3 separate regions of the Mus musculus genome follow, and regions 2 and 3 are each linked to region 1. The links are chromatin loops, found by intact Hi-C in ENCODE. Cell type or tissue: gastrocnemius. All regions are shown on one strand. Each heading gives the region's core, and the rest is flanking DNA. Links, peaks and the distances in the headings are about the cores only. Region 1 overlaps Gm32822 (a long non-coding RNA gene). Region 2 overlaps Ptprs (protein tyrosine phosphatase, receptor type, S). Region 3 overlaps Kdm4b (lysine (K)-specific demethylase 4B).

Region 1 (10,562 bases), core at 1,856-6,855:
CAGGCACAGACATTATCTGGGACCTAAGTGTCCCCCCACTGTTCCGAGCTGGGGACTCTGAGGTTGGTCGGGGCGGGAAGCCGCCCCCAGCTCCAGCTGCCCGCCTGCAGCCGCCAAGAAATCAGCTGGCAGAAGGCAGGAGCAGGGACAGAAGGCAGCTGGAGATTGACAGGGGGAGGGACACAAAGAAAGGAGAAAAGACCGGGCAGGGGGGAGGGGAGTCTATGCAAATGGCAGCTCCCACTACCCGGCCTTTAATGAAGGAAGGAGTCGCAGCTGGCAAGAGAGGCCAGAGCCCGAGTAGGAGGGTCCCAGGCTAGCCCAGACAAAGCAGACGGCCGTTATCTGCACCATAGAGACAGCAGCACCCCCCGGGGGGTACAGAAGCCAGGACCCAGGATCCAGGTGCAGAAAGATGGGTGAACAGGATGTGTCCACCAATCTAACACCCTCGGGATCCCTCTTGCTCTGTAGAAGACTCTTTGGATCCCCGAGTGCCCATCCAGGCTTGGGACACCTCAGAGGTCTCCATGTGAGCACCAAGGACGGTTTATTGGGGGAGGGACATCCTTGCTCAGGTTGGAAAGTGAGCGTAAGGGAACCCCTGCCAGGCCAGGAGACACCCGGGGAAGTGACCGTTAGGAGGTTCTACTGGAGGGAGAGACGAGGTGAGGGGTGACCGGGAAGATGGGCGCTCACACCTGCTGCAGGTTTTCGGGGGCATATGGAGGCAGATTTGAGAGCAGGGAAAAGGGGTAACGCACAGGGATTTGGGGGGTGTGGCAATCAAAAGGATCCTCGCTCATAGTGGTGCTGGGGTTTGGGGGTGAAGAGGCTCCACGATGAGCAGAGAACTTGGCCCTGACCCAGCTCGCATTGCAACGGGGGTACCTGCTCTCGGACCCCATTTCCTTCTGCGCCCCAGTCCCCGCCCCCGGTGACGTCACCACCCTCAGCCAGTCGGGGGGCTCTTGGGGTGTACCGGGGGCCTTAGGGCCGCAGGCTGGCTCCCCGGGGTTCCCCACAGGCCCCCGCATCGCGAGGATGAGGGTGGATGAGCAGTCCCAATCCCAAAGCTGGGGGAGGTCGGGGGTTGGGGGCGCCCGGACCGCAGAAGGGTGGAACCGAAGCCCCAGGTGATCTGAGGCGCCTGGCCCGGTCTGCAGCTCCAGACGCTGACACCGCGCACCGCACACCGCGTCCCCGCCCGGCTGGTGCAGTCGGTGACCCTGGGTACGGGCCAAGTCGCCCGCGCGCGTCCTCATCCCTCCTGGACCCTGTCTCTACCGGTTCCCGTTTCTGTGGGTCTCTGTCCCTCCGGGTCCACAACCCTCGCGGTCCCCATTTCTCCAGCTCCATCCCTCCAGGTCCTCCACATCCCTCTCCTTCTTGCAGAATCCGATTACGGCTGCAGCCCGGACCCCCTTCGGAGCACAAAGGCGGAGAAGCTTGGAAGCACAAAGCCGGCGCCGCCCACCCCGCCCCCTGTGTCCCCCGTGCGCCCCGTGCACCCCGGTACCTGCGGGCTCCGCATGCTGCTCCCGGCACCGGGTCGGCCCGGGCTCCGGCGGCTCCGCGTGTGCGCGCGGCCCGAGCTGCCTGGCGGGCGGGGCAAAACCCCACTGCGGCTCGCGCGCCCCCAGCCGGTGACGTCACCCCTTCCGCCGCCGCGGCCCTGGGGCCTGGCCGTGTACAGTACTGCGCCTGCGCGCAGATGCCTGCCCAGTGAGGAGGCGCTGCTGGGTCACGTGCTTCAGGAGCCTGTAGAAGGCCCGGGGAGCACGTGGGACGTGGGACACGTGGCCCGGCCTGTCTCCTCTGGATTCCTTTTAAACTCAAGTTCTGTTGTAGCCCATGCTGGCCTCAAGTTACACTGAGGATGACCTGAGCCTCCTGCCTGTCTCCCCACTCTGCTTTCTTTGGCCAAAATATCCTTTCCCTAAAATCTTTCCCATCAAGCCCGCCTTGCTGGCTGAAGAGGCTGAAGCAGGAGGACGTCGTTTTTGAACAGCCTGGGATAACAATGAATTCGAGACCAGCTTGGGAAAAGGAGGATGAGCTGGGCATTAAAAAAAATTTTTTAAAAGTGGGGGTGGGGCTCAAAATGGCTCGGCAAATAGAGGTGTTTGCAGCCCAAGCCAGAGAACCTGACTTCAATCCCCAAAGTCCCATAGTGGAAGGAGGAATCTGACTCCTATGGCGCTGACCTCCACATGTATGCACACACCCATGTCCACTGAGTTACTAGACATGCCAAACAGATGAAATGCAGCAAAAGACTGAAAAACACCTTAAAGAAAAGAGTAGTCACAGGCATGGGGTGCGAAACTTTTAGACAGCAGCAGGAGAATTGCTGCAAGTGTGAGTCGAGTGTGGACTGCACCTGAGACCCTGCCTCAAATAACGAAACGATTTTGTTTTACAGTCTGGGTTTTTTTCCCCTCTGGAATTCATTCATTCCGGCCCAGAGCTGGAGACATGAGCAAGAGCCTGGAGCCGAAGAGTCCGGGCGGAAGGACTGGGTCATAAACGGGGAAGAGTGCCATGAATAATTGACAAGGAGCCTAAATTAAGAACAGGGCTTCCCAGAGCCTGCACCGCGGCCAGTTTAGCAGAGACGGCTTTGTCCTCTTGCCTGACTGGGGTGACCCTGATTGACGTACGTGGTGCTAGTCGAGATTGGAGCACGTAGAAGGTGCCGGAGGTTTGCATAGTGTTCAGGGGCCCTTAGTGTAGTTTCTCTCATGCACAGCAGGTACTTGAAGTTTGGGTACTCTGTGGAGATGTCCACATCCTTGCATAGTCCCTGCAGGTGTATGGCACTGTTGGCTGCACACAGTGTGTACTCATATATTATGGAGCTGGGTGCTGGCAGGACTGGCCATGCCAGAGCAGACTGGCCATCCATCAGGGAGGGAACCAGGCCTTGCCTTGTTTGTCCGAACTGAGTAACCGCTTCTGCCCCCTGGGTCCTCGTGAGCAGCGAAGGGGAACATGTAAACCGCGGGTCTGAGAGTCTGGAAGCTTCCAGTGGCCATTCATCCCCTCTCAGATCCCCGCTGTGTTAAATGCCATTTACACAGAAGTAACAAAACAGAACAATCGGCCTGCAGCTGACAGAGCATAGACAGGCAACAATATATCAACCCAAAGCCGGTTATGTGTTCAGCCACTTAGGGCGGCCATCGCTACCTCTGCTTCAGTCACAGCAGACTCCTGCTCCTCCTTTGCCCCTACTCCTCCCACACAGGTTCCGGCCTGCCCCAGGGCCCTGGTACATGCTGGTCCTCAGCCTAGTGAGATGTTCCTTTCGCTGCTCAGAGACGACCATTCCCAGAACCACTTCCTGGCAGACTGTTCCCAATATTGTGCTGAAGAGGTATTCTCACAGTCAGAAATGCTATGACCCTCCGTTTGCTTCTCATGACGCAGGCTCCTTGCTCGGGTTGTGCCTCGATGTCCTGTCTCTGTGTGGCAACAGCTGATGACTTAGGGCTGTAGGAAGAGTGAGGTGAGTCATCCTACCAATCACCGCAATTGGTGGAGCCTAGAATTCCCCAAGAGAGGCTTGGGGGCGTGGCTCAGGCCGCAAGGTCGGGGTCACCGCTTAACTTTGCACAATGATTTCAGCATATTCTAACTGTTGTTGCACCCAGCCCCCTAAGGGGAGGTACTGAGCAGTGACCATATTTGAGCAGACCAGCAGAACCGGTCTTCTCTGAGGGGGCTGTGTTGGATCCAGGGCGGGACCCAGTGGGCTCTAAACTTCTGGTTTTTCTGCCCAGCCTGGCACACACACGGAGGGCAGTATGACTCATTGTTGGGTGAAAAGTTCGCTCTGGAACATTCCTTCCCTCCTGAGTCTGTGGGGCTCGAGGGGCTCTCCCCAGATGCCCACGCTCTTCTTGGCAACTTCCAGTACCTGGTTATTATTTCCTGTTTTTCTCTTCTCTCTCTCTCTCTCTCTCTCTCTCTCTCTCTCTCTCTCTCTCCTTTCTTTCTTTCTTTCTTTCTTTCTTTCTTTCTTTCTTTCTTTCTTTCAATTCCAGTGGAGTGCCCAGTGTTCACAAAAGGCTTCTTCTAGCCGATTAGGGATTCTGTGATTGGAGCTCATGCCGCCAGGAGGCAGAGACATGGGAATGAGGGGCTTAAGATCAACCTCGACTGTAGAATGAACTTAAGGTCAGCCTGAGGTAAAGAATTTTTTTTCCTCAATATAAACATACCAGAGTGGCTCGAGTGCCATCATAGGACAGAAACTCCAGCCCATGTCTACAATCACAATTCAAAGCCTTTGCTGTCATGGGTGACTGGTACAGGATGGGAAGGCCACAGTCTGTGATTCAAGGGTGCCCAGAAAGTGCAGCCCCAACACCCCTGTCACAGCAGGAGAAACTGAGGCTGCCAGACAAGAGGCATTGTGGGGCTCTGGGATATGTTTAGGATTTGTTTGTTTGATTGTTTGCAACAGAGTTACACTAAGCAAGGTTGACCTCAAATTTTCCACCTTCTTGTCTCATTTTCCTGAATGCTGAAATGACTGGTGTGCACCATCATACAAGCTCTGGGCTAAGCTTGCTCTCCATTGACAAACGCCTGTGTTGTTAGAAAAGGCCTGGGACGGGACAGAACCCAAGCAGGAGGAGCCCAGAAACCTTTGTGGCTGCAGCAGTTCCCGGGAGGAGGGAGCAGGAGGGGTGGGGCAGAGTGGGCTGCAGGAAGGGCTTGTGCTGTGGAGGAACGTGGGAGTTATGGAGGGCAATATGGAGAAAGCGGACCCTGTGTTCACTGCTGCCCTCTGGTGGTAGCTACAGTAGCTGGCACGTGAATGAGCTGCCTGCAACCCCAAAGCTGGACTCAATGATTACAGACAGTCTCTGTTCCACCCCACAACCCCCTATTCCTGGCACACTGTCCTCCAAGGATCTAGCTATGGTTGGTGTTCTGTGCAACAAAACAGGCACAGGGAGGTTAAAGACCAGTCTGGTGTCACATGGCATAGGCGGGAGTGGAAACCCAGTTTCTGTATGCTGGATAGAGTTTAGGGAAGCCTGGACGAGATGGGGGCTTGGTCTTGAGATGGGGTCCTCTTTGCCCTGGCATGAAAGGTTCCTGAGAAGAAGCAAGTGGAGTCCCCGAGCTCCTAGACTGACTGGACTTGCATGCTCCTGCTCCCGGGGCCCGAAGTCTTGCTCCTGGTGCATAGGGGCCGTGACAGGTTTGGGCCCCTCGAAGCCTTACACAGTTTTAATTCTTATTTCTCTGAAAGAAGGACCCTGGAGCCCCGCACACAGTTTTCTCACCCATTGTCCTCTGGCTATTCTTCCTGTGCTTCACTGTGACCCTACTCACCCATGTCCCCAGGTCAGCCTAGGGCTAATCTTAGATACCTCCCCTTGTTGGGACATAAAGACCCGATGTGGGACAAACATGTGGTTCCTGGAACAGAATGTTCAAAGGCCCTGGGGCTGAAGAACATAGGTCTCCAGAAAGCAGAGTTGAAGGGCCCTCTGTGGGAAGGAGGGAGTGAGACACACCCTTGTGCCCTCCATTGTTAGATTGTCATCGACTTGATCAGCTGAGGGGGCAGCAAGGGCTTCTCCAGTCAGCACATGTCATCTGCTCAGCACCCTCAGATTCAAACTTGGGAGTCAAGTGACAGTGGAAAAGCAAAAGGGAAAATTATTTTTAAATCCTCACTTCTCAGGAGGAGAAAGGGACACGCCATTCCAACTTGGTGGGGGTTGGGGAGTGCCCGGGTATAAAGATGGACACTTCCTGTCCTCAAAGCTGCCTACACTGGGTCCTCCACACTGGTGGGAGTTCAAGGCTCCATGCCAGCGCTGGATAGAGGCTCTGCAGGCCACAGGCTACCCTTTCCTCAAAGGTCACATCAAGGTCATGCTTGGTCCATATAGGTTCCTCCCTGAATCCTGCATTTTAGTTTTGTTGTTTCTTTGGGGGTGGGGGAGGCATCACTCCATATGTAGCTTACAAAGAAAGTTCTGAAAGACTCAGGGACAAGCTGATATATCTGAGACCATGTCTCATTAAAAAATAAATATGCTGGGGTGGGGGGTGGGGTGGGGGGTGCTGACACAAGCCTTTAATCCCAGTACTCAGGAGGCAGAGGCAATTGGATCTCTGAGTTCAAGGCTATCCTGGTCTACAGAGTTCCAGGACACCAGGGCTATACACACACACAACAGAGCAAAGCAAAGCAAAACAAAACAAAACCAACAAAAATATTATGAGCATCAGTCTCAGAGCTGCAGGAAAAGAAATTTTAGAGTCTACTAGTGCTGTCTGCTTATTGGGTCCTGGAAAGAGCTCGGTTGTTGATTAGTGATGTCTGCCATGAATCAACTAGAACATAGGGGTCTGTGTGTTACTATGTGTGCTCCCCAGGGTCAAGAGGCAGTTTCTGTTCATAGAAACCACTTTGCCACCTCCAAGGAGAGCATTAAAAGAGTTGTTGGCTGTCCTTGTCTGTACAGGTAAGTGTGGAGCTTCCTGGGACCCTATGATTGCTGGTTAAGTTGCTTCCTGTCTCTGACCCTTGTTTTTTTTCTTCTAAGAAAGGACTGAGAAGCCTTGCCAGTCTGGGGTTATTGGTGGTTTGCTGTGCCTGCTCCAGGCTCCTGTGTAGAGCTCAAATCAATTCATTTGCAGCTCCAGCCCCAGGGCTGAGGCCAACTCTGCTCTGGAGATCTCAGATCCCCTCAGCCACATCACACAGCTGCGTTCTGCCCTCCTCTCCCCACGTCCACACTTGGTGACAGCCTGTGAGAGATGGAGGTGGAGGGGTCCTGGGCGGCTGTCCACACACCTGCCCTCCACTCACTGCCCCTTGCCTGGATGGCCCCTGCCTGTGCCTGGTCACACTCCAGTGGTTGGCCCTGTGTCCCACCGCAGCGTTTATGTCTGCAGGTGGCTGAGACAGCACTGCCTGCTTCAGCACTTGGCAGAGACCTGCGTGAGGCAGAGGGAGAAGGGACATTTCTCAGTTTGGGCATTGAGTGGTCTTGTCTTGAGCCTCTGTAGCCTAGACTGGCCTTGAACTCATAGCAGTCCTCCTGCCTCAGTTTCCCAAATTGCCTGCATAACAGGCAACTGCAGCCATACCCAGCTGCAGCTCTGTGGACGATTTCTTGTGGTATTGTCCAAAAAAGGCAGGAGAAAGAAAAAAATGCAGCCAAACTGGTGGAACCCGGTAAAACAACACAGTGACTGGAATGGATACTGCATAGCTGTGACCGCAGCACTCAAGAGACAGGGGCAGGTGGATCTCCACAAGTTCAAGGCTGACCAAGTCTGCATAGCGAACTCTTCTCAGCCACGACTTCACACTGACACCTGTCTCAATAAAATTAAAAAAAAGAGGTGTGTATTAATATGTGAATGTGAGCTGGGCATGGTGGCACACATCATTAATCTAAGCACTAGGGAGGAGGAGGCAGGCAGATCTCTGAGTTTAAGACCAGCCTGGTCTACAAAGTGAGTTCTAGGACAGCCAGGGCGACAAAGAAAGAACCTGCCTCAAAAAAATCAAAAGAACAACAAAAATATGTGATTGTGTAGAAGGGCACAGGGTGACACAGTAGCAGCAGAACATGATAGGATCAGCCATGTACCCTGAAGCTCAGGGGCAAAGGACTGTGGCAGTGGCCCCTGGGACAGGGCACTGGGCCTATAACACCATGTAGGTTCTTTTGAATTCACAACAGCAGAGAAGTGTGATTAAAATCCCATTTATGATTTGGATCTGCTGTGTGACTTTTTGAGAGTCACTCTATCTGTGTCTCACCACTGCCCTCATCTACAAAGCAGGATGGCAAGTGGCTGGGAAGACTGCCTGATCTTCTTCTTTGACCCTGCCCATCCAGAAGACCTCAAAAACTCCATTCTTTGGGCTGAGCCAGGTTTTCAGCTCCTGGCACCAGCCACAATCTCCTCAATGGTGATCTCACCCCTTCCTCCCTCTCCTCCCTCCCCTTTCTCCAGGGAACAGCCTTAGAGCAGATGACGCAACCTGGGGAAACTGAGTCCCTCAGGTCAGGGGTACTCCCACCACACCTGGCTTGGGAGAGGGGAGGGAGGGATTGAGGGAGGCACACACCCTTCAGGCACTGTGTGCTCAGGGGAGGGGGAGGGGAAGTGTCTCCTTTTTCCTAATTAGCCTCTCAGAGGAACCTGTTGCCCAACAGAGGAAGAAGTCCTAGGCAGGGCAGAGGTGGCCTAGCTTCTAGATCAAGACTGTCAAAGCAAGACTTAGAATTTTCTTTTTAAATCTTCCTGGAGATCATAAGAAAACAATTTCAGTGGAATCTTTAGGACCTGACCCAGTGTCTCACTTCGAGACCCTGGGTACATCAGCCCAAAGGCTTCGGTGTCACAGGTAGAGGGCAGACAGACTGACCAATGTCACCGCACAATGATCTGTCCACAGAGGTGTGAGATTCAATCACATAACGCATCCTAATATGCCACGGTGAATCTCAGAAGGAATGCCTGGAACCCCACTATCCAGAGAGGGAAATTGAAGCAAGAAAGGTCTGGTTACAATGGTGTTGGGACTGGAGGGGGCTGAATATTGGATTCTGTACCTGTAAGACAGCAACTAATGTCATTACCTTGGGAGTCTACAAGTGGAGGGATAGGGATAGGGAGAGCCAGTGACAAGGAAAGCAGCAGGGGAAAACTGTGCAGGACACCTGGTTGGGGGGACCACAGCTGACACTTCAGGGGCAAGGGAGGTGACAGAGAGACAGAAATGGGGAAACAGCCAGGGTGTAAAGAAATGACAGGGTCACAAGCCATGGACCAACGAGGAGCTGGTTGGATGGATGGGAGGATAAGAGTGGAGGAATAGATGAATGGGAAGGTGGGTGGATGGATGGGTAGGTGGATGGATGGATGTTTGGATAGATGAATAGATATTTAGATGGATGGGTGGGAGGATAGGAGGATGGATGGATGGATCAATGGATGGCTGTTTGGATGGATGGATGGATGGATGGATGGATGGATGGATGGACAGATGGATGGATGGATGGATGGATGGATGGATGGATGGATGGATGGACAGGTGGGTGGATAGATGGGTGGGTGGGTGGATGAATGCGTGGATTGAAGGATATGTAGGTTGATATTCTTAGTTCCATTGATCTATGTCAGTCTCACATCCTATCTGACCTTTGCTTCTGATCTGAGGTCCTTGGGGAATCCTTGGTCCCTTCTCCGCCCACATCGCTACAGCTCCACTTCCCTGTGAGTTAAAGCACAAATGCTCCTCTCATCCCTTAAAGCAGTGCCTGATCTCTCCCTGCTGCCCTCTTCCATCTCTGGCTTCCACTGCCTTTGTTCCACCCACAGGCAATGTTCAGGCTGCCTTGGGCCCTCTGTGCCCTCCCCCGGTTCCTTTGTCAATGCTCAGAGACTCTTCTCTTGGCCTCTCCATGGCCTCCACTCTCTTGGTTCATTTTCCCTTAGTCTGTTCCTGCTGCTTGTCCTCATGGTGACTTTGTTTCCTCTTCTAGCATATTCCATGGGCTTCTCACAATCTTCATGAATGAAGCAGATTCAGAGGCTGTGGCTGTGGCTGTGGCTGTGGCTATGGCTGTGGCTGTGGCTGTGGCTGAGGCTGAGGCTGAGGCTGAGGCTGAGGCTGTGGCTGAGGCTGAGGCTGTGGCTGTGGCTGTGGCTGAGGCTGTGGCTGTGGCTCAGTGACCATGGTGCTTGCCTCACAAAACTGAAGACCTGGGTTCTAATCCCGGGCACCACTCAAAGATAGGGGTGTGGTGCCCTGTAATGCAGCCTTAGAGACTCAAGCCCTGGAGGGTCCATGAGGCTTGATGGCTGGCCCAATAAACAAGTTCCATGTTCAGTGAGACTCTGCCTCAAAGAACAAGAAAGAGAATGGGCAACAAGGATCCCTGATGTTATCCCATGGCTTCTGCCTACAAGTGCTGACATTAAAGACTAATATATGGGGCTGAGGCAGGGCTCAATGTGGTCAGAGCACTCGCGGGCCTGGCAGTCTCCAGGTAAGCCAGTCCCAGGCTAGCCCTCATAAGGCCTTGCAGGCATCTGCACTCAAGTACTCAGGTGTGTGCATGCTCACACACACCCATGAAATAAACCTATTTTAAGGGAGACACACCCACGTGCTGAACAGTCTATGCCTGGCAAGACCTCCCCATGAGACCCGCACATGGTGAATTGAAGGGCAGCCTGAGCTACAGAGTAAAACCCCTGTGTGCAAAAATGGTAACAGTCAGAGAAAAACTGAAAAGACAAGACACCTGCCCCGAGGTCTGGCCTTCGCACTCACCATCTTGCCTTGGCCTCTGCACATCCTCAGCCTCCCCCACCACACACACACACACACACACACACACACACACACACACACACACACACACCAGCCTAATCGACCTCCCCTTCCCTCCCCTCCCCTTCCCCTTCAGCCTCCTCTCTCCTGGCTGCTATCCCAGTCTGATGGCTGACCTTCAGTGCGCAAGCGTAAGCCTTTCGCACCCCAGCCCAGCCCACATGAGCCT
Region 2 (10,562 bases), core at 3,757-8,756, 54 kb before region 1:
TCTCAGAAGTATGGTCAGCCTGGGACACATTTATTCTGCGCAATGTGTCCCCCACCCAGGCCATACCTTGTGTAGAGAAAAAGTCCTGACGCAGAAGGTAGCCAGCTCCATGGTATCTAGTAGGGTGACCTGGATGAAGCCGTATGTCTCGGTGCCTCGGTTAGGCCAGTATTGGTCACATTTGATCTGCCAGACAGGGAGATGAGGTCAGGGTCAGGCAACGCCTTGGAAGCCTCGGGGCCAAGCCGTGCCCACAGCGCCTCACCCGTGATTTCTCCTCCAGTCGCGTCATCATGACCACAGTGGCCGATCGCTGCTCCCACACCATCCGCCAGAAGTCCCCAAAGGTCTCAGGCAGGGGCCCCTGCGTGGCAATGTATGCATTCTGCCGCCGGTAGCCGTCCACATAGTTGGCATTGATGTAATCACTACCCATGATGCCTGCAGCCGGGTAGGGGGTCAGAGACAGTTTTGTGGGGGCTGTTCAACTTGCCCTCTGACACAAGCCCATGGCCACTGTGGGGATGGCTCTCTGGCTCTGCTGCATGGCCCTGCAGCCATCTGGAGCCACATCTTTCTCTACTGGGCCCACTGTGGCAGTCAGACACCCGCTGGCCATACTCCTGCCTCAATGGTACCTCTCCTACAAACCGTGACAACCCAGAGCTAACCCTTGGGGGATCAGAGCTGCCCAGACAATGGCTAATGACACAGACAAGGCAGAGTCCACCACACATGTGCAGCCCGGGTCCTTGTTACCTTCTAGGGGCTGCAGGATGACTCGTGAGTGGTCATAGGCGATGACGTTGGCATAGCGGTTCTTGGGCTTGTTGGCCTCCAGGTTCGAATGTTCCCACGTGAATTGCTGCCCGGGGTCAATGGACTGCAGGGAAAGGGTAGGTTCAGGCGGGGAGGAGCACAGTGCTGGATCACCAGGGCTGGGGCATCAAGCAACATCCCACAGTGGCCTCGGCTCACCTCGTACTCCTGGGAGAGCTTCAGGCTGTCGTTGGCTTTGAGTCTCTCCATGTGCTCCGCCATGTCTGTGATGGGGATGGGTGGGTGGCTGAGCATACCTGTGAGGAGAGGAGTGGGCACGGGGTCAGCAGGCCCGGCTGCTGTGGCCATGGAGGCACTGTGGTTAAAGGACACGACAGGTGGGCAGGACTAGGGGAGTGCCACCTGCCGCGCAGCTGGAGCATGGGGAGGAAGTCAGGCCTCTGTGGCCCCAGACCCCACGCTGCTCAGGGCTCCATGGTCCCAGTGTCTTGTGGCAAAGATGGAGAAGCAGAGGCAGCCAGTGTAGCTCAGAAACATGGTGCAAGGGGTGCTGTCCTTCCCAAGACTAGGGGACCGAACAGCTCTCCAAGTGGGTTTGATGCGTGCTGTATGCATGCGTGAGTGATGGGACATGGGTGCTGTGTGCATGTGTGATGGCACATGGATGCTGTATGCATGTGTGAGTGATGGCACATGGGTACTGTGTGCATGTGTGCTGGCACATGGGTGCTGTGTGCATGTGTGATGGCACATGGGTGCTGTATGCATGTGTGAGTGATGGCAAATGGGTACTGTGTGCATGTGTGCTGGCACATGGGTGCTGTGTGCATGTGTGAATGATGGCACATGGGTGCTGTGTGCATGTTTGAGTGATGGCACATGGATGCTGTGTGCATGTGTGATGCCCTCTCCCCAACTGTCCCCAGTTTCCATGTGTCCTGACTCTTGCAGCTGAAGGTGGCTGGGGTCTCTCACACTCATGTTGATACATCAGACCTGACCCTGAGCCTCAGGTCCCGCCAGCTGCTCTGAGCTCCCCAGAGACCCTTCAACTCCTGATGGTCTACAGCACTCCTTCATGGTTGCCTGTCATCCAGCAGGGTGTGGCCACAGCCATCCAGAGCCACACTGCAGGCCGGTGGCCCACCGTCTTGGAGGAGAGTGACAGCCACACAAACAGGTGGAAGAATCAGAGGGCTGTGAAGCGCAGCCCTCTGAGAGGGAGCAGCTGGCACTCAAAGACAAGCTGACGAACCAGCTTGAGCAGGACACAAGTCAGGGCTTGTGAGGCTGCCGTTCTCAGGACAGCACCAGGAGTTAAACCCACAGGTTACAGAGCCCCCATGGGGTGAAAATCTGGCTGACCAGAGATGAAGGAGAGGGAAAACTATGTGGAACCCACAGGGCATGGCCTTCAGTTACGTATGAAGCCTGCTACGTGGAAGGAAGCAGCTGAAGCCCATGGAGGGGATGGGGAGTTTGGGGAGCCTTCCTCTTGAAGACACAATGAGCCCTGATGAGCTGATGGGTGGAGACTAGGCACAGACACATTCCAAGGCCAGTGTGCAAACACAAACCAGGATGACCCTCAACTCCACCCCAAGGGCACTGGGTGAGGGATGGAGGACACGGGGTAGGGGGTGTGATATGAACCCCCCTGCCTTTCTGCCTGATTCATTTTGTTTTTGACTTTTTAAGTTCTCGGAGAAGGTGGCAGTCACATGACCTGCTGCTTTGGTGATCAGAGCCTGGCTCATTTAGGGGGTGCTTCTGGCCCCACCCCAGCTGCTTCTGGCCCCCACAGTCAGCTCATACCTGGTGTCTGGAAGTTGATGCGTCGCATTTCCACAGGGTCCTTGGGGTGATGGGGGGCAAGGTCGGCATTGTTCAGTAAGCATTTGGTGCGGGGCTCTGAGTCCTTGCGTTTGCTTCAAGGACAGAGAGGGAAGGGACAGAAAGCCAATGTTTTAGCATATGCCCCAAAGTGTGTGTGCACACACTCAGGGACACATGGCCCAGGACCTACAAACACGAGGTAGGGAATGGGCCATTTACACACTGAACCCTAATTTTATGGAGCCTCAATCCTACAAAGACCCTTGGATCCTAGACTAGCATCAACCTCAGATTGGGTTCTCGGCCTTAGCTGAGCCCCAAATCCAGATGAATCATTCGTCCTATAGACTAAACTTCAGTCCTAGACTGGACTACAATCCAGGACAAGCCCTTATCCCAGATTAAGCTCCAAGCTGACTGAGCCTCAATCTCACCTAAATTCCAATCCTATACTGAGCCTTGATCCCAGGCCCTTGTATAAACACGTATGCCACCTGGAGAACTGAAGTAGCCACGTCCCATGAGCCCAGCTCCAACCACCCGTCATCCTCCTGCCTCAAGCCAGTCCTCACCTGTCAGGTTTGCTGTCCCCAGACCGGATGCAGGTGAGAGGAGAAAAAGAGAATGCCAAGTGAGACTGTGCAGGTCAGACCGAGCCCCTTCTGTGATGTCAGTGGCTTCCCAATCTTGCCGACTCCCAGTTTCTGTCATTTGGTGCTTTCCCTCTATGCCTGGACCCCGTTCCAAGGAGGTCACTTCAGTTTTCTCTGGCACAGGTGTGACGGTCCCTCACTTAAGCAGCTACACCCTTATGGTCAAGCACAGTCCCCTAGCTCAGTGTCCTCCTCCCGCCCTTGGGCTCACTCACTTCTTGTACAGCAGGATGGCAATCACGATGCAGATGATGAAGACCACGGCCAGCACAGGCCCAATCACCCAGATGAGGCCCTCCTCGCCGTCCACAATGGGCTGAGGGTCCGGGTTGTCCAGCTGGAAGGGGTCTGAGAAGGGACTGGCTGCAAATGTCTGCAGGACAGAGGCAGCGGAGGGGCTGTCATCAGTGCTGGCCACATCCGGACCCCCAACTGGCCTAACGCCCTCTAGCTGTCTATGCCCGCTGCCGGGGCCGCTCCCAGGCTTCTCTCCTGGGGCACATGGGGGATGGGAAACCTTTTCTGTTGAGCTCCTGCTGATCCTTCTCAGCCCCAGCTAAGGTGGTGTTTTCCTCTAAAGGATGAACCCTAGGGACCCTCACCCCAACCCCGTGTCCAGTCAGTCTCTTTGTCCAGGCCTAGCCTTCTGTGAGCTCACAACGTCTATGCTTGGCTTTGGGGATCGATTTGGGTCAACCTCACAGAGAGGTCCACATATCCATAGAGCAAGCCACCAGGTGACCTCTGTACCTCCATTTCTATCCTGTCTCCAGGCTGGTGGGGAAGCTAGGATGTAGGTGGAAGCTAGGATGTAGGCGGAAGCTAGGATGTAGGCGGAAGCTAGGATGTAGGCGGACGCTAGGATGTAGGCGGAAGCTAGGATGTAGGCGGAAGCTAGGATGTAGGCGGAAGCTAGGATGTAGGCGGAAGCTAGGATGTAGGCGGAAGCTAGGATGTAGGCGGAAGCTAGGATGTAGGCGGACGCTAGGATGTAGGCGGAAGCTAGGATGTAGGCGGAAGCTAGGATGTAGGCGGAAGCTAGGATGTAGGCGGAAGCTAGGATGTAGGCGGAAGCTAGGATGTAGGCGGAAGCTAGGATGTAGGCGGAAGCTAGGATGTAGGCGGAAGCTAGGATGTAGGCGGAAGCTAGGATGTAGGCGGACGCTAGGATGTAGGTGGAAGCTAGGATGTAGGCGGACGCTAGGATGTAGGTGGAAGCTAGGATGTAGGTGGAAGCTAGGATGTAGGCAGACGCTGCCGAGGACTTACAGGCTCATTCTTCTGCAACACAGCAAGCACAAAGAGGACATAGCGGTGGCCTGGCTCCAAGCCCCTGTTGTCAAAGCCACCATATTGCTTCTGGTTCCCAGGATGGAAGACAGCTGGCAGGATGGAGAATCGAGCGGCGATGTAGGGCCGAGGCACCTCCAGCTGTCTGGAGTGGCGCAGGCTGCGCCTCTGCAGCCGGGAGATGTCCTGGATGAGCTGCAGAAAGAGTGTCACAGGCCTCAGCGCTCCTAGGGGAGACGGGCGTCACAGCCTGGCTGTGTGCAGGCCCCATGGAGACGGGGTGGCCTTACCTCCTCCAGATCCATGTCCTCTGGACTACCTAGTAGGACAGGGAACTGGCCACCTCGAGACTTCCGAAGTGGGACCATCACAATGAAGTAGTTCCTGTGGGTAGAGTTTCAGTGACACCCGTGTCCCAATCCCAACCCCTTGCAGTAACACGCCTCTACGTCCCAGTTCTTAGCTATCTGCCTTCTGCCTACTTCATGGCGTGCCAGATCTCAGTGTCCTGTGCATCCCTCAAAGCCCACGTGATCTTACGCCCTTTCCCCGCCTCCCAGGAAGCCCCTTGAGGTCCTCACTGCAGACTCCTAGCTAGGCCTCCCCGCTAGCCTGAAGCACAGACCAGAATCTTTTCGGGGGCTAAAGGTCGCCCAGTGAAGGGTCAGGCTTTATGGGGACAGTCGCATGAGGCAGGTTCACGTGACCCTTATCTCAGTAAGTGTGCAAATGGGGTCACAGAAGGGATGTGTGGCTCGATGCAGTCACATAGTGGGTTGACAGCTACAGGGACAGGTATGGGGGGAGGGGGGTTAGCATACTGCACGGTCACAGGACTCTGGCCATCAGGCAGGTAGACCACGATGAAACCGTCATTGTCGGGCTTCGGGGCGACGCTAGGCTTGCCACTGAGCATGTTAAAGGCGGTCCTGGCAGTGACCGTCTGCTGCAGGCCCCCCAGGCTGCTGCCACGGTTGGTGAGCACGAAATTATAGAAGGTGTGTGGCTTGAGGTGTGTGATCAGCTTCTTGGTCGTGCGGCCGTCCACATCCAGGGTGAGCCCATTGTACTGAATCTGTAGGCAGAGCTGGCTCAGCAAGAAATGGGCCGGGGCCTAGCAACCCCAGCAGAGCTGCAACCTCAGGCTGCCTGTCCTGGACCAATCCTGACTGAGCCTCACTTCTGGATGAACCATCTGACTGAACCTAAACCCAAACTTAGCTCCTGAGTTCTAATTCAGTACAGAGCTGACTGAGCTCCAGTCCAAAAATAACCTTCAGGTCCAACTAAGCCTTGATCCCTGATTGACCTTCAAACATGGCAAAGCCCTGGAGTTAGGCTCAGGAACAACTGACTGTTCGAGGAGGTCCCTTAACTCTAGCTTCTGACCAAGACTGAACAACATACTAAATCCTGGCTTTGGCCAGAACCCCAGCTCTGAGTGCCAGTCCTGACTAGGCTTCAACTTGACTGAGCCTTGATCCCAGGTTCAGTAGCAACCCTGACAGACCCTGATCCAGCTGTGATTAATCGTAGACTGCGCCTCAATCTCAGACTAAACTGTGAAATCTAAGTATCATCGAATCCTGATCTGGGGTGGCCTTGACTGTGCCCAATCTCCCTCAGGCTCCCAGATTTTACCTCCCGCCCCGCCCCTTCCTCCACTGTTGTAGTACCTTGTAGGGTGTGGGTGAGTTATAGTTGTCGGGGAACTCCCAGCTCAGCAGCACTGAAGTCTTCATGATCATCTTCACCTTGAAGTTCTTTGGGGAGACTGAGGGCGGCGGCAAGCAGGGAGAGAGAGAAAGATGGCCCAGTAAGAACCGGGCGCTGGCTAAGGGGCGCGTGGGGCGGCCCCTGTTGTCCCTGTGGTCCGCTGTGCCCTCGGCCTTCCTGCCTGGCCCGGCCCTGCCTGCCCTGTCCCCAGTGCCTGCTGCTGCTGCTGCAGAGACGGCGCGGCTGCGGAGAAAAGCGGGAGGGGCGTAGCAATGGGCGTGGCCTCCAAGCCGCATCCCACCTGTGCCTGCCGACCGACCGACTGGAGCCTCGGGCGCCTGGGCTGAGTCTGGAGGCCGAGACTTACCTGTGGGGAGGGGCGGGCCGGGGCCCGGGGCGGCGCCTACCTGGGTCCCGCGCGAGCCTGTAGCGCAGCGGGGGTGAGAAGGGGCCCGGGCCGCGACGCGTGTGTGCGCGCACGCGTAACTCGTAGGCCGTCTCCGGCCGCAGCCCTCGCAGCGTGAGCGCTGTCTCGGCCCCCGGCTGGGCGGCCGCCGCCAGCTCCGTCTCGGTCGCGGGCCCAGGGGCGCCGGCCTCCCGCACGGACACCGTGTACTTGATGATGGCGCCGTTGCGCTCGGCGGGCACGGGTGGCAGCCAGCGCAGTAGCACGGAGCCCGCGGACACGTTGCCCGCGGCGCCCAAGATCTGCGGGAAGCCGCGCGGAGCGTCCTCGGGGATGCTCAGCGCTGCCGCGGCCTCCTCGCCCAACCCCGCGCGGCCCCGCGCTGCCAGCCGGAACACATAGGTGGCGCCCTTGTGTGCAGGCGCCGCGAACCGCCGCTCCCACGCAGCCAGCTCCAACGTGGCCGGGGCCGCGTCTTCGCGCCCAAACTGCAGGCGGTAGCCAAGCACCGGGTCCTCGGCCGCGTCCGCGGGGGGCTCCCAGCGCGCCAGCAGGCTGCCCTCGGGGGTCTGCTGCACCGACAGGGTGGGGCGGCCCAGCACTGTGGAGGGAGAAACAGCTGCCCTGCCACGTTTCTCCAAACCCCAAAGGCAGCCCCTCACTGAGGGATTTCTGCGCAGGGACCCACCCTTGACCACACTCCCAGTCCTTAAGGTCTAGTTTTTAAAGGTACATTTTAGGAAGGACTTCCTTTAAGCAAAGACTTGGATTCCCTGTGAGGCACATGGACCTATTTTGGGCTACCTTTAAGCTTGACTCCCACTTTGCAGCTGAGAGGAGACAGCCAAATGAGTATAGTGTCTGGTGAGAGGGAGTGACTTGGGCAGAGATGGATATCAGGGCCAGCAGTGCCTGGCCTCTGGAACCTCTGAAAAGGGCCCATGTCTTTCCTGTTTTGGGTCCACCTGGCTGGTGCGTCTTAAAACCACTCTGGCTTGAGAATCATGGGAAATGCTCTTGGCCTTGTGGAGCCAGAGGCTGTGCAGTGGATAGGTATCTACCTGCTCCCTTGGTCACCACCACCTTCGGTTTGCTGCGAGCGCCATCGCCTTTCATGGTATACGCGGCTACTGTGATAGAGTAAGCAGTCTCAGGCTGGAGGTTCGTTATCACCATTTCCTGTGGGTGGGATGGGTGGGCACGGTCAGCAATGGTGCCAGCCCTGCTCACCTTCTCCCCTAAGAAAGTCACAAGAGATGATGCCTCCAGTCCACAGGCAACATGCTGGTGAGCTCATGCACAGGCTGCAACATGCAGTGTCCACACTCCTGTCAGAAACACACAAGCTGGGCACACAGCCACCACCAGGTCCCCTGCTCCTATACCCAGGGCAATAGCCATCAGAGAGCATCCCGATCAGAATCATTCCTCCAAGGCGCCCACCTTCTCTGGAGTCAGGTCAATTCTCTATAGTCCACCAGACCCTGCTCATCTGCTGCCCCGCTCTCCTTCCTCCCTCTCTGCTTCTCAAAGGCACTGCACTCCAGCTACAGGGGGGTCCTGGGTGTTTCTCTAACATCCCAGGCCCCATCCTACCCCAGGGCTTGGCTTCCCCCTGAACCCACTGGATTATCAGAGCTGCCCACAACCAACTTGAGAAATTCAACAGTTAACCCTATCTGGAATCTGAAAGCCAGTTATGAAACAGCCATCTAATGTTAAGATGCAAGCTGCAAACTTAAAATGGAATAACTCTGAGAAGAGAGGCAGGATGGAGAGGTGCGGGCCACGACTCAAGCCAGCCCTGAAATTCTAAGGTGAAGATTGGGGTGTCAGGCTAATCCTGTCTCCGATCAAATCCCGAAGCAATAAGCCTCTGCCTTCCTACTGTGCTGACCACCCCATGCTTGGTGCTTGCCCCTATACAGGTAATAGTGTGACTCCATGTTGGGGCACAGTTTGTTTACACTGTACCCCAGGCAGCAGATGTTCAAGCACACTAGGTCCTGATGCCCACCTGGGTGGCTCTGGTCAACACACACAACACACACACGCACGCACGCACGCACGCACGCACGCGCGCGCGCGCTCGTGCCTGGCAGTACAGAAATTCTCAGGAACACAGGAGTGGAGGGAGGAGACAGAAACAGGCAGGAAAGAAAGAGGGTCTCCCTTTGGGGCATGAAACCCCTGTAGGGCACAGGCCAGGTTAGTGGCAACTCTGGACCTTGTACAGAGCCTCTGTGTCTCCTGTCAAACGGACTCAGAGCAGCAGAGAGACAGGCAGTGTCTTGCTTGAGGACACAGTGCAAATTCACCCTGCTCTAGAGCCACCTCTGACAGCTGTCCTTCCCGACCCTAGGTCCATCAGAAGCTATGGAGGGCACGCAAGGACACAGGTGGGGAGACCACAGGCATGCAGAATGCACAGAGAGGACAGCAGAATGGCCTGGAAAACTACTTACATATTCGGCAGTGTCGTCCATCTCCCACTGAGCGGGAGGCGGTGGAGGGAGAGAGAGGAGGGAAGTGAGAGGGGAGCCAGCAGCGGAGTGGGGAGCAGAGAGGAGACAGTGCCCAGGCACCCCTGCCACCCCAGCCGTGCCTGCCCACCTGGGCATCCGCCAGCATGATGTCCTTGATGCGCGGTGGCCCGCGGGCCTCGGCACCCTCCATGCGCACATAGTGGACCTGGTAGCCGCGGATCTGCCCGTGCTGCCGGCCGGGCGTGGGCGAGCGCCACAGCACTCGGATGGCTGTGGCGTTGAGCGCCTCCGCCTCCACCTTCCGCGGGGGCGCGCTGGGCACTGGCGGGCAGGAGGGGGGCAGCGGGGCTGTTACCAGGGCGCCAGGCCCTGCCCCTGGCCAGGGTGTTGGATAGCTGCTGGCCTGGGAAAGGCATGGCCCTCCTCTACCCCCTATGTTCCCAGGACCTGCTGCAGCACCACATAATGACCACCACGGTCCCCAGAGCCCGTGGCCCTTCTCCATGGCCCCATCTGAACTGATACACATCCCTGCAATCTACAGATGGGGAAACTAAGGCTTGGAAAATGGAATCCGTGACCCCAAAGCTGGGACTGCACTAGGCAGTCAGGTAGGAGTTCCCCAAACGCCATCATCTCCTGGTCTAGTAGGCCAGCAGAACAACTGCTCAGATTTCATCAGGTCCAAACCCTCCCTCTACCTGCACTGACACTAACAGCACTTCTTCTTCCCATGGTGCTTGGCTCCCAGCCCTGGCCTGTAGCTCACACTAGCTCTTCACTGGAGGCTATCTGGCCTCTAACAGGCCGCTGTGGGTGTATGTTGGTGGAGGTGGCCGCCTGCCTCCAGGCAGGATGGTGCAGGGCCCCAGAGCACCTAAGACTCAGGAGGCCACCTACAGGCATACCCTGGGAGGAGGGCACCCAACTTCGAGGCCAGCTTGCACTGGCTTCCTGGCTCCCGCTGACCCCAGTCCCGTCCCAGAGCTGGAGCTGCCAGGGGCCGGCGCAGCCCGGGTATGGCTTGGGCTGGTGCTTACCGTCCTCATCGGTGCGGACGACCACGGGCGAGCTCTCGGGCCCTGGTCCCACCTCTGTGTAAGCCACGGCGGTGACACGGTACTCCGTCCATTTCTCCAAAGCTTCCAGAAGGATCTGAGTGGTGGTCGGGGGTATGTTGTTCACCTCCTTGGGGTCCGGGTCCTCTGAGCCCAGCGGTCGGTAGCGGACGCTGTAGCCCACGAGGGCCCCGTTGTGAGTTTCTGGCGGTGGCGGGCGCCAACTTACCAATATGGCCGTGGAGCGCAAGCTGGTGCACTTAACGTCTTGAGGGGGGGCTGACGGTTCTATTGGGGAGAGCGTGGGGGCGGGGAGGTGGGATGGGCGGGGAAGGCA
Region 3 (10,562 bases), core at 3,712-8,711, 120 kb before region 1:
CAGGGCTCTAAGAATAGCTGATGGAGTCCAGGTTTCAAACAGTTGGCTCCTGTGCACAAGTGGAGCCCTCTGAACAAGCCCAGTGTGCTCTCACATGTGCACAGGGCTCCTGGGTGACGTGGTGACCTAAGGCTACAAGGTCTGCATGGGAAGGTCCCTGCTGAGAACAGTGCTGGGCTCCAGGGGGCCTCTGATTGGAAAATACACAGCTTCTGGGACCCCGTCAGCTTTAGAAGGAGGGTTCCTATGTGTTTACTCAACCGGTGTCACCTTGGCTTTTGACTGGTGGGAGTATGGGGCTTTGTGGTTTGCTGGCCTGGCACGGCTGCCTGCTGTTGCCCTCAGGAGCTGTGGGTATTTCGTTGCCTCCAAGGGAGGCTTGGAGGTGGTGATGGCAGGGCTATGCTGACTGCTCTTATCTCCTCACAGGTGTAGCTCCACTTTGCTGCAACCATGGGGTCCGAGGACCACAGCGCCCAGAACCCCAGCTGTAAGATCATGACTTTCCGCCCCACCATGGATGAATTCAGGGACTTCAACAGATATGTGGCGTACATTGAGTCGCAGGGTGCCCACCGTGCTGGCCTGGCCAAGGTGCGTCATGCCACTCCCAAGCTCCTTTGTGCCCAGACACTGTGGCACTGCCTCCCCGACCTTCTTAAACATGGAGGCAGACACTGGTTTTGTGGCTGTGGCTTGGGCTGGCTCAGACAGGTTGGATTTGCCCTCCTGATCCAGGGCTCTAAGAATAGCTGATGGAGTCCAGGTTTCAAACAGTTGGCTCCTGTGCACAAGTGGAGCCCTCTGAACAAGCCCAGGGTTCCTAGACCAAATCAGGGCACATGTTGTGTTCCTGACTCTAGGGAGTGGCCTAGCTTGGGTGGGACACAGAACCTGCTGCTATGAGGGACAAAGCTTTTGGAGGGCTAGGGTTGGAAGGGGACCTGATGCCTAGGGGTGGTGGTGCCAGGAGACACTTTTAATTATTGATGGAGTGGCAGAGGTTAAGTACCTTGTTCTTGGGGCCCTGCGACTCTGCCTAAACTTTGCATTCTACTGTTTTGCCTGCCTGTCTGAATGGAGCTGTCATACTAAGTTGTGGCTCAGGTTCCCTGTAACCTTGTGGACCTATGTTAATCCATGGGAGAGAATGCTGGGGAGGCTGACTTCATCTGAGCCCTAGGCACACACAGCACAGCATGAGCACACACCTCTTCCTACCTTCTGAGGGCAGATGGACAGACACCACAAGCATCTGTGGCCCGTGCTCTGCCGTATGAGCCGAGCCGTGTATGAGCCAAGGGCATAGGCTCATCAGCCTTGACTGGTGTGTGTACGTACGTGCGTGCGTGCGTGCGTGCGTGTGTGTATGTGTGTTCGCGCTATGGTGTATTTGTGTGTGTGTATGCGTGCATGTCTATAAGAATGTGAATGTGTGGGTGGCTATCTGTGTAAGAATGTGTATATGTATGTGTATGGTGTGTCTGTGTAAGAATATGTGTGTGAGTATAAGAATCTGAGTCTGTGTGTTTATGTGTGGGTATCTGTAAGAATGTGAGCATGTATGTGTGTGTGTATGTGTGAGTGTGAGTGTGTGTGTGTGTGTGTGCCTGCTGCAGTGGGACCCAACTGCCCCTTGTTTGTCACAGCTGTCTTGTCATGGTTGTGTGGTGCCTGTACTGCAGCACTAGCCTGGAGCACTTAAATAATTGGGGACCTGGGATCCCCTACCCTTGGGAGCTCTATCACCTACACCGTTCTTGGCCCCGCAGATCATTCCACCCAAGGAGTGGAAGCCACGGCAGACGTATGATGACATCGACGATGTGGTCATCCCAGCGCCTATTCAGCAGGTGGTGACGGGCCAGTCGGGGCTTTTCACACAGTACAACATCCAGAAGAAGGCCATGACTGTGGGGGAGTACCGCCGCCTAGCCAATAGTGAAAAGTATGTGGGTGAGAGCAGTCTCTCTGCTGCTCAGGCTTCTCACTTTCCAGAGGCCCAGCTTGACCCTTACCTTGTCCCTGTCTCTGTCCCTAGGGGGCTTCCCTCATCCCAGTATGTGGCCTGAAGGTGGCCCTTCAGGGGAGGTCCCCCCATGCTTCCTGGAAACCTCTTCCTGCTTCCGTGCATCTTGTGGCTTACAGTCACAGCATGCACAGACACATGGTCCCCATGCTCTCAGCTCCAGCTGCCCCTGGTTTCCAAAGCTCTATGCCCCTCCTTGTACATCTAGCCTTGTTTCTGGAGTTGGGTTCTGAGGCTCCTAGAGGGTATTATACTGCCCAGAACCTAACCCGAACCACTGCACTGTTTACAGGTACTGTACCCCACGCCATCAGGACTTCGATGACTTGGAGCGCAAGTACTGGAAGAACCTGACCTTTGTCTCACCCATCTATGGAGCTGACATCAGTGGCTCCCTGTACGACGATGTAAGTGCCCAAAAGTGCCTGCTATACCTGGCCACCATGTGGACTCATGGGGATGGGAGGAAAGTGGCTATACCTTTCTTCTCAGGGCCACCCCAACTCCGGTGGCTCCCACTTCTGTGTTCCCTATTCACTACTTGGCAGGGCTGTGCTGTCTTCTGGCCCAGGGTGGCATGCTGCATAGGAGGCCACAGCCTGAACCATCTCTGTGGTGGTGGTGCCCGCTGAGGTGTGGAGCTGGGAGCCCACGGCTGGGAGCTGTAACAGAGCTGAGTCTGCTCTGGCACTTCACTGTATGCTGTTGCAAGGTTCTCTTGGTCGACTGTGTGTGTGTGTGTGTGTGTGTGTGTGTGTGTGTGTGTGTGTGCATGCACACACACATGTGCACATAGGAGACCAGCAGATAATCTCATCTGTGTTTCTCAGATCCAAGCCCTGTCTACTTTGGGTTTCTTGCAGTGGGGACAGGGTCTCATTGTGTAGGCAAGCTTGCCTCAACCTCAAGAAGGTCTGCCTACCTCCAGGCTCTACCCTGAGTACTTGGGTTACTTGGCCTACTGTCATTTTATTGTTGGGTTTTTAAAATGTATTAACTTGCTTTTTTTGTTTTGTTTTTGTTTTTGTTTTTCGAGACATGGTTTCTCTGTATAGCCCTGGCTGTCCTGGAACTCACTCTGTAGACTAGGCTGGCCTCAAACTCAGAAATTCACCTGCCTCTGCCTCCCAAATGCTGGGATTAAAGGCTTGTGCCACCACGCCCAGCTGCTTTTTTTATTCTGTGTGTAAGAGTGTTTTGCCTGTATGCATGTATGTTGAGTTCCCCGGAGCTGGAGTACTTCTGGTATGAGCCTCCATGTGGGTTCTAGGAACTAAACTTCTGGGAGAGCAGCCAGACTCTTAAGTCTCTTAAGTGTTGAGCTGTCTCCCCAGTCATTTGACCTACCTTGTTGGCTGGGAGCATCTCACTGAACCTAGACATCACTCATTAGGCTAGACTAGCTGGCCAGCAAGCTGAGAGGCCTTCCCCTGTTTGCCCAGGGCTGGGATTATGGGTGTGTAACGTCACAGCCACTTTCTGCATGGGTACTGGGGCCTCCCACTGAGCCCTGTCCCTGGTGGTTTTTGTGTTTTTATAAGTTGTGTGTGGTGTGAGTGTTCCTGGCTCTTTTTGTGTGTAGGCACATGTGTCTGGCCTCTCTGTGTCTCTGAACTGGGGTCACCAGGCTGGTGTCAGGGACCTTCATGGTGAGTCCTCTCAGTAGCTGTGATTGTTTCTATGGGCAGCTTGGCCATATACGGATGACAAGCCACATGGCACAGCAGTTAGACACATAGGGTTCAGTGGACTCTACTGTACTCACAGAGCTGCTCAGCCATGCCTATCACACCAGAAAACAGACCTAGCTCCACAAACAGTTACAGTGGAGGGACCACACAGCATGACCCCATCTGTCAGGCAATAGATGTGTGGGCTGAGGCCTGCTTGGGCTCCTGTGGGCCTTGTCTAGGTCCATGTGGATGAGGGTTGTGTTTCTCTGAGGTCTGCATCAAAGGTGGACCTGCTGGTCTGGTCTGCTTTCCAGCTGCTGGCCAGTACATAATGACCTGTTGCTATCACACTGTTGTAACCTCAGTAGCCTCTGTCCTCCTTATGGAACTGGGCATCACCAGGATCACCCTGCTGAGACCCCAGCATGTACTCTGGTGGCTCTCTTAGGGGCAGTCTTAGGTGCAGGCACCTGAGGCTCCCACTGTGCCTTAGCTCCAGCTCGCAGCACTTGACAGGAGCTTAGGGCAAGGTGGGGGCTCCATCCGTATTTGCCTGCATCCATCTGAAGCTGTCCAGGCTTGTCTGATGCAAGGTTCTGGAAGGGCTGTCATTTGAGCTTGGGTTCACATGCTTGTGAAGGGATTACTCCACATGGAGACTGTCCTTCAGTGTTACTTAGAGGTATGGACGTCACTGCCAAGTTGTAGTTGTCCCTTGACATGTGCTGGCTTGTGGACAGTTATGTGTAACCGCTGTTCCAAGAAGGGTGGGGTGGCGAAGAGTGTGGAGCCTAAGCAGCCCTAATGTGACCTTAGGCCCCTTGACCTGTCTGAAGGGCCCGTGATGCTGACATACCCCAGTCATCCTTTTGTACCTTGGGTGACTATGCAGCCAGGGTACAGGCAGGTACACATGTCCTGGAAGGACTCTGATGACTGCACACTCATTGTCCATAGGACGTGGCGCAGTGGAACATCGGCAATCTGAGGACCATCCTAGACATGGTGGAGCGCGAATGCGGGACCATCATTGAGGGCGTGAATACACCCTACTTGTACTTTGGCATGTGGAAGACCACGTTTGCCTGGCACACAGAGGACATGGACCTCTACAGCATCAACTACCTGCACTTCGGCGAGCCTAAGTCCTGGTGAGTGCCAGGATGTGAGCCATGGGAAGACCTGATGGTTGCTGAGGGGCCACTGGGGAATTTCCAGTTCCCTCTTTGACTTGGGGAGGTACACTGACCCAGGACTGATGTTCACAGGATGTACCCCTGTCATCCTGGGCAGTGGATGGGGGCTCTGGTCTTGCCTGAGCCTCAGCCAGGCCAATGGATGTGTGTCACCTGCCAGCCACAGTACAGGGACTGGTTTCTGTGAGACCTGGAGGCTGAGTGAGGTGCCAGCAGAATCGTTCCCTTCAAGTGCTTTGTGTCTGGGGCCCTTGTGTGGCTCTTGGTCTCCCTGGAGCACAAGGTGACAGCTCAGGTCTTCTTTCAAACATTGGAAACTAGGGAGATCTGCTGCCCCTTAGTTGTACCCTGTAATCACACAGTGTGGTCCTTCTGCCCCCATTGTCCAGCACCTCCTTGAGGCTCCAGGTGTGACAGGGCCACCTGCTGGGAGTTCTTGTTGTACAGTGGAGTCCATGCTCAGCCCTAGGCAGCTCTCCTTCCCTGGAAGACACAGCTCTGTTGATATGAATGCCTTTGATGGCCTAGCTGGATGGGAAAATGTACCCCCAAACCCGTTTCCCTTTTTGACATTCTCATGTCTTGTCGGTCCCAGAACTGTTTCCTTGCAGTTACAGAGGTGAGAAATTCCGTTAGTGTTGTGTCTGCTTTCTGGTTCCCAGAGCCGTAGGGAGCTATGCACTGCGCTGTCCCAGGGTCAGAGGTCCTGCATTCCTTGGCCCTGGGCACCCTTTCTCCTCCTTCAGTCCTGGCCACGAGTCGTCTCCCAGGCTGCCTCTGACTGTGTTGCCTCTGTCTGAGGGTTTTGTGGTGACGCTGGTCATCCAGGACAGCCCCCATACGCTCAGTTCCCTGTGCATGGGGAGGTGAACTCTGTTGGTTCTGGGAGGTCAGGGATGTGTGGGCAGCACTCTGTCGGCCCTGGCTCTTAGCTGCTTTTCCTGTTGTAACAAAATCCTGACAAGAGGAGAAAGGGTTTGCCTGACTCTACTGTCATAAAGGGGAGGAGCTGAATCGGTCACATGACAGGAAGGGGATTCGATGGATGCTGTTGCAGCTCCCTCTCCTCATTTGTGGTCCAGGATCCCAACCCAAGGGATGGTGCAGTCTTCTGTCCTCAGGTAGCACAGTCGAGATAAGCTCACAGGTGATCCTGCAGGCCTGTCTCCTGTGCTTCTCTTCTTTCTCTTCTACAGTTAACCCTGCTTGGACCATGCTCATTGTGGGCCCCTCTGGGGTGGTTGAGCTACACACTTACACCGAATTCTAACTCCCAATATCCCTGTCTGTGTCCTCAACCCCCAGTGTGGCCCCCTAGCCTCTGGTGACATCGTCCTCTGTGTAGACCTGTCCAGCCATGTGACTCCTCCCATGGTGCTCTGCTCCCACCTCTGTGGAGGGCAGCTATGGTAGCTGACACTTGGGGCTCAGGGATCCCATGAGAAGTGATGTGGCAGTGGCAAGGACCTGTTCCTCGTGATTTACGCAGGGCCAGTGACACCCACAGATCTAAACCAAATCAATGGCTACTCCTGCTGCAAGTCACTATATGTGTGCAGCTGTTGCCTGCCTAAGCAGGTGTGGTTGAGTGTATTTGTGTGTGAGAATATAAGCAGGATGTCCCACTCCTGGTGACCACTAGATGGCACTCCCACCTTTCTGAGTGAGGCAACTGTTCCCACTGGCTTCCTGGCTGCAGTTAGCAGGCTCCTTGACTGTGCCTTTCTCCAGGTAGGAAGCCTGTTGTATTTTATACAAAAAGGAGAGCCAGGATGTGTTTTGTAGAGCACAGTAGAGGTGGGAGGGGTGCCTCTGGGCCCATACTGAAACATCTCTTCTTTCTAAAGTACCAGCCATATAGGTAGAGTGAGGAATAGGGGTTATTTAGGGCATAGGAAGGGAATTTGAGAAGGGAGTAGAGTCAGAGAAAGACAGAGAAGAGAGAGGGGAGGAAGGAAGGGAGGGAGAAAGAGAGAGAGAAGAAGAGGAGGAAGAAGAAGAAGAGGAAGAGGAGGAAGAGGAGAAAGAAGAAGAAGAGGAGAAAGAAGAAGAGGAGAAAGAAGAAGAAGAGGAGGAAGAGGAGAAAGAGGAGAGAGAGGAGAGGGAGAGAAGAAGAGAAGAGGTTGGCCAGGAACACGGGGAGAGAGAAAGAAAGGGGTCAGGGAGAAAAGATAGTCAGAGAGATCAAGAAGAGACCACACAACCCCTTTTATAGGAAGCCAGGCTACTTGGCTGTTGCCAGGTGACTGTTGGGCAAAGCCTAGAAGGAATGCTAACAGAGCCTATGACAGTTCCTAGTATGGGCACCACCAAAGTCCAGCGTGGTGCCATGAGTTTTATTGGGGTCACTGACAGGCATATGCATGAGGGGTCACCTACTGGAGCAGAAATGACTCACAGACAGCTGCATCACCAAGGCCTGAGTGACAGCTCAGAAAGCTGAGAACCTGATGCTCACCGCACAGCCTGCAGGGAGGATGTCAGGATGCAGACTGTCCTTTCCAGTGCCTCAGTTGGTCTGAGCATCTTCCAGGCAGACTGGTTTCCTGAGCTCAGCTTTATTAGTGCTCACTCTGACAGGGAGGGGCCAAGTGAAGCTGGTTGGTTTCAGGGACTTCCTGAAGCTGTTTTTAGTTGCTTACCTTCCTGTTTAAAATGCATCTCTGCAAAATGGAATGCTTTACTCTCAGAGGGAACTGTTGCAACCCCTCCTCCATCAGATCCTCTAGTCCAGTCTATGTTTTGTGTTCTGGTTCAGCACCATACTGGGTTTTGGATACATGAGGATATCTGCAGGTTGCAGTATTTTCTGAAGGTTCTCTGCATCTGTTGCAGCTTTGACTGGTGTGATTTGAGGGTCAAGGAATCTGAAGGTGGGGGTGTGTGCTGCCCTGGGCAGGTTCTGTCTAGTCTTCCAGAAGCTGCCCCTGCAGGTGGCACTTGAAGGAGCGGTGGGCTCTCATGCTCTCTATAGAAAGCTGTTCTTGCACTGGGGTCTCTGGAGGAGTGGGCACACTGTACAGCTGTTATAAGGCTTCCAAGGACAGTGCCTTGTATGGGAAATGAGGAGGCCTGTATTTGAAGGTCTCCCAGTCGTGCTTCCCCCTCCACCCTGTGTAATCTGCTATGACCACTATGGTTAGTCAGACCCTTTAGCCTAGCCTAGGGAAGGTAGCCTACATCAATTGCCCTCTAAGACCCCAAAGGACGGCTGGATCTGCTGGAGAGCTGCCCTGGCTTGGATCTCTATCAGCTGGTATGGCACTGGCTTCTGAGTGCCTTGCAGCCCCCATACTGAGGGAGCAAAGATGGTTCTTGTGCCCTACCCTAACTCTCTGCACCTGTGAGGGTGGTTCCTTCCAGTTGTCAGCTGAGCTGCCAGATCCCTCTGATGATGAAGCCAGCAGGAGGCAGCGCAGCTTGGAGTGGTTGTCTCTTATCTGGCTCACATTGCTGGTCCCTCCCTTGTCCTGCCTCTACTGTGTGGTAGACACCTGGGAGGTGGATGCTTTCCATGTGCCAAGTATTCCCTGCAGTGCTTTGGAAAGGCAGATGCCCCACAATGTCTGAGTTGAACTGATGTGTGCAAGTCTGTGAGCTGCTGCTGTCCCTGCTCTGACCTGAAGCCAGTGACTGTGATGGTCTCTTGGTGTGGGGACATCACCACTGGGGGGGTGGGAGTGGGGATGGGGGACTTCTTCATGGTCCCTGCACTGCCACTCTGTCCTCTCTAGAGCACCTGGCCATGGTGCTTGTCCTCAGTTGTCCTTGGGGTTTATGAGATTGCAGAGCTCTCTATAGAAGGAACCTCCTCCAAGGGTGACATTTGTCCCAGGTAGCTGCCCTGTGCTGTAGAGCCTAACAACAGGCTCTGTGGCTGTGTTGCTAATGCACCAAGTATGGCTGTGGCAGGATCTTTCTCTACCCAGTCCACATCTCAATGATGGCCTTGGCCTCTGTCCCAAGGATGCAATCACTCCATGTCCCCTGACCTATGTTGTCTCCGACATTGCAAGCATGTGAAGTCAGTCCACAGGCTACTGTGTGTTCCCTCCCTCAGGACTAGAAGCCAGGAGACCCCAAATGTAAGGTGATTGAGAGCCAGCCAGGGGCATTCTCCAGCTGGACTCAAAGCTCTGTCCTGTGGGGCTTGGCTCTCCAGCCATCGCAACCACTTGGTCCAGACACACAGAAGCTAGCAAGGGACAATTGTGTTATTCCTGGCCCAGTACCCCTTGCTGCCTTGTCATTGGGCCCTTGGCCTCACTCTGGCCACAGCTGCTCTGTCACCCTAATGCCATGGTTCTGGCCTTCCGCTTGTTGAGACTGCTGTACATCTCAGCCACCACTGCAGCCAGATAAGTAACTGAGGCTTGTGACGTGCCTGAGCTTGAACTGGGGCATTGGGCCCCTGGCATGCAAGATGAGCCCTGTGTCATTAGCCACCACGATGCTCTGATGATGACGGGCAATTTCAGGGAATCTGGTGCACACGGCAGGGTGCAGCTCTGAGTCACAGCCTGTGCCCATTAGCTCGATGAGCCGTCCTGCTTTGTCCTTTCCACAACCAGGCCTGCCGAAGACTTGGCTGTGGCAGGCCCTGCCTCGCAGCTGTGTTCCCAGGATCTGAGGGTCAGAGCAGCCAGCACACCATTTGCATGTTGGGGCTCATACAGGGTCCCACTTGACTCTCCCCTGCCTTTCTGTCTTCACTTAAAGAGTTTGCTTCTGGGCTGCAGAGCTCTGTAAGCAATGCTGAGCAGGAAGCCTTCTGTATTCTTTGCCTGAATCAGGGCTGTTAGCCTGCAGCAGTTTGTGAGGAGCCCCTCCCCACCCCACAGACTTGGGGAATTGGAGCTGAGTTGGGCTCTTGAGCCAAACGGTGAGCTGGGGTGGTGGCCCGTAGCTCTTTCTCTTTGGTTTTTATATGGCCTACTTTTTTTGGTTGGGGATTCCTCTCCCTTCCACCACCCTTTTCCTCCCCCTCTCTGTCTCCTTTCTTCTCTCCTTTCTTCCTCTCTCCTCTGTCTTCCTCTCCCTGCCCCCTCCCCTCCCTTTTTGTCTTCCTCTTCCTCTCTCTGTCTACTTCTTTTACTTTCTGTCTTCTTCCTCCTCTTTGTCCTCTTCCTCCTTGTCTCTGTCCTCTTCCTCCCTCTTCCTGTTCCTCCCTCTTTTACCTGATAGTGCAGGTGGATCTGTCTATGGTGAGCCAGCACTGCAGCTTTCCCAGGAGTGGACCATGCGCTATGCAGAGTTTTCAGTGTCTTACACAGTCCTCCTAGCTCCTCTGGGCAGCCTGTTATCTGACTTCCCACTTTCCTTCTTGCTCGCTGGCCTTGGTGATGTGGAGTATAGTGTCTGTGGTCCCTCCATCACAGACTGGCCATGCTAATGCTGACCTTGACTGTGTGGCTCAGGTCGTCTCCTGGGTATTCTCTCCCAGCAGGGCATTCTTTAATGTCTGCCACACTGTACTTTGAGGTGAAATAAACTCTAAAATTAAATGTTTTAATTCTCAGAGAAGTCAAGAGAGGAAGAAGCAGGGTGGCCCTGTGCTAGGCCGACAGTTGGACCCAACACTGTCTCTTTTTCAGGGTGCCTGGTTCCTTTCCTTCTTCCTGGAGAGGAATCACAGATGGAGCGTGGGCTCTGTGGTATCTGTGT

Evidence for each region. A loop is a pair of places that touch in the nucleus more often than their neighbours do. Peaks named below come from ENCODE experiments on the same cell type or tissue, not always from the same donor. Only the 100,000 strongest peaks of a DNase experiment are listed, where the experiment ranks them.
Region 2: it touches region 1 in a loop (6-fold over the local background); 15 of 42 quality-filtered maps call a loop at or near these places.
Region 3: it touches region 1 in a loop (6-fold over the local background); 22 of 42 quality-filtered maps call a loop at or near these places.

Annotation. Positions count from the first base shown.
Region 1 is chr17:56,474,821-56,485,382 of GRCm38, forward strand. Gm32822 (a long non-coding RNA gene) reads left to right here. Exons shown (of 4, transcript XR_385656.4): 1 at 1-532; 2 at 1,396-3,511; 3 at 6,409-6,497; 4 at 6,583-7,380. Ptprs (protein tyrosine phosphatase, receptor type, S) reads right to left here and starts at 1,660. Exons shown (of 33, transcript NM_011218.2): 1 at 1,520-1,660. Gm9258 (a long non-coding RNA gene) reads right to left here and starts at 1,453. Exons shown (of 1, transcript XR_105855.2): 1 at 528-1,453. In gastrocnemius, for the core only: a CTCF peak has its summit at 4,808 (motif pointing left); a DNase peak (open chromatin) is centred at 4,784; H3K4me3 peaks cover 128 bases; H3K27ac peaks cover 398 bases.
Region 2 is chr17:56,418,645-56,429,206 of GRCm38, forward strand. It overlaps Ptprs (protein tyrosine phosphatase, receptor type, S), which reads right to left. Exons shown (of 33, transcript NM_011218.2): 11 at 10,208-10,513; 12 at 9,295-9,488; 13 at 7,743-7,860; 14 at 6,683-7,282; 15 at 6,236-6,333; 16 at 5,381-5,634; 17 at 4,850-4,943; 18 at 4,539-4,754; 19 at 3,485-3,642; 20 at 3,189-3,200; 21 at 2,596-2,708; 22 at 979-1,076; 23 at 760-883; 24 at 266-441; 1 more. Mir6977 (microRNA 6977) reads right to left here and starts at 265; the gene lies at 202-265. In gastrocnemius, for the core only: no CTCF peak of the experiment used is centred there; DNase peaks (open chromatin) are centred at 6,558 and 7,103; H3K4me3 peaks cover 1,750 bases; H3K27ac peaks cover 2,085 bases.
Region 3 is chr17:56,351,204-56,361,765 of GRCm38, forward strand. Kdm4b (lysine (K)-specific demethylase 4B) reads left to right here. Exons shown (of 23, transcript NM_172132.3): 2 at 430-594; 3 at 1,773-1,948; 4 at 2,322-2,436; 5 at 4,660-4,853. The coding sequence starts at 454. Among named protein-coding and RNA genes, the nearest start is that of Kdm4b, 30 kb to the left of the region's middle. In gastrocnemius, for the core only: a CTCF peak has its summit at 6,538 (motif pointing right); DNase peaks (open chromatin) are centred at 6,546 and 8,293.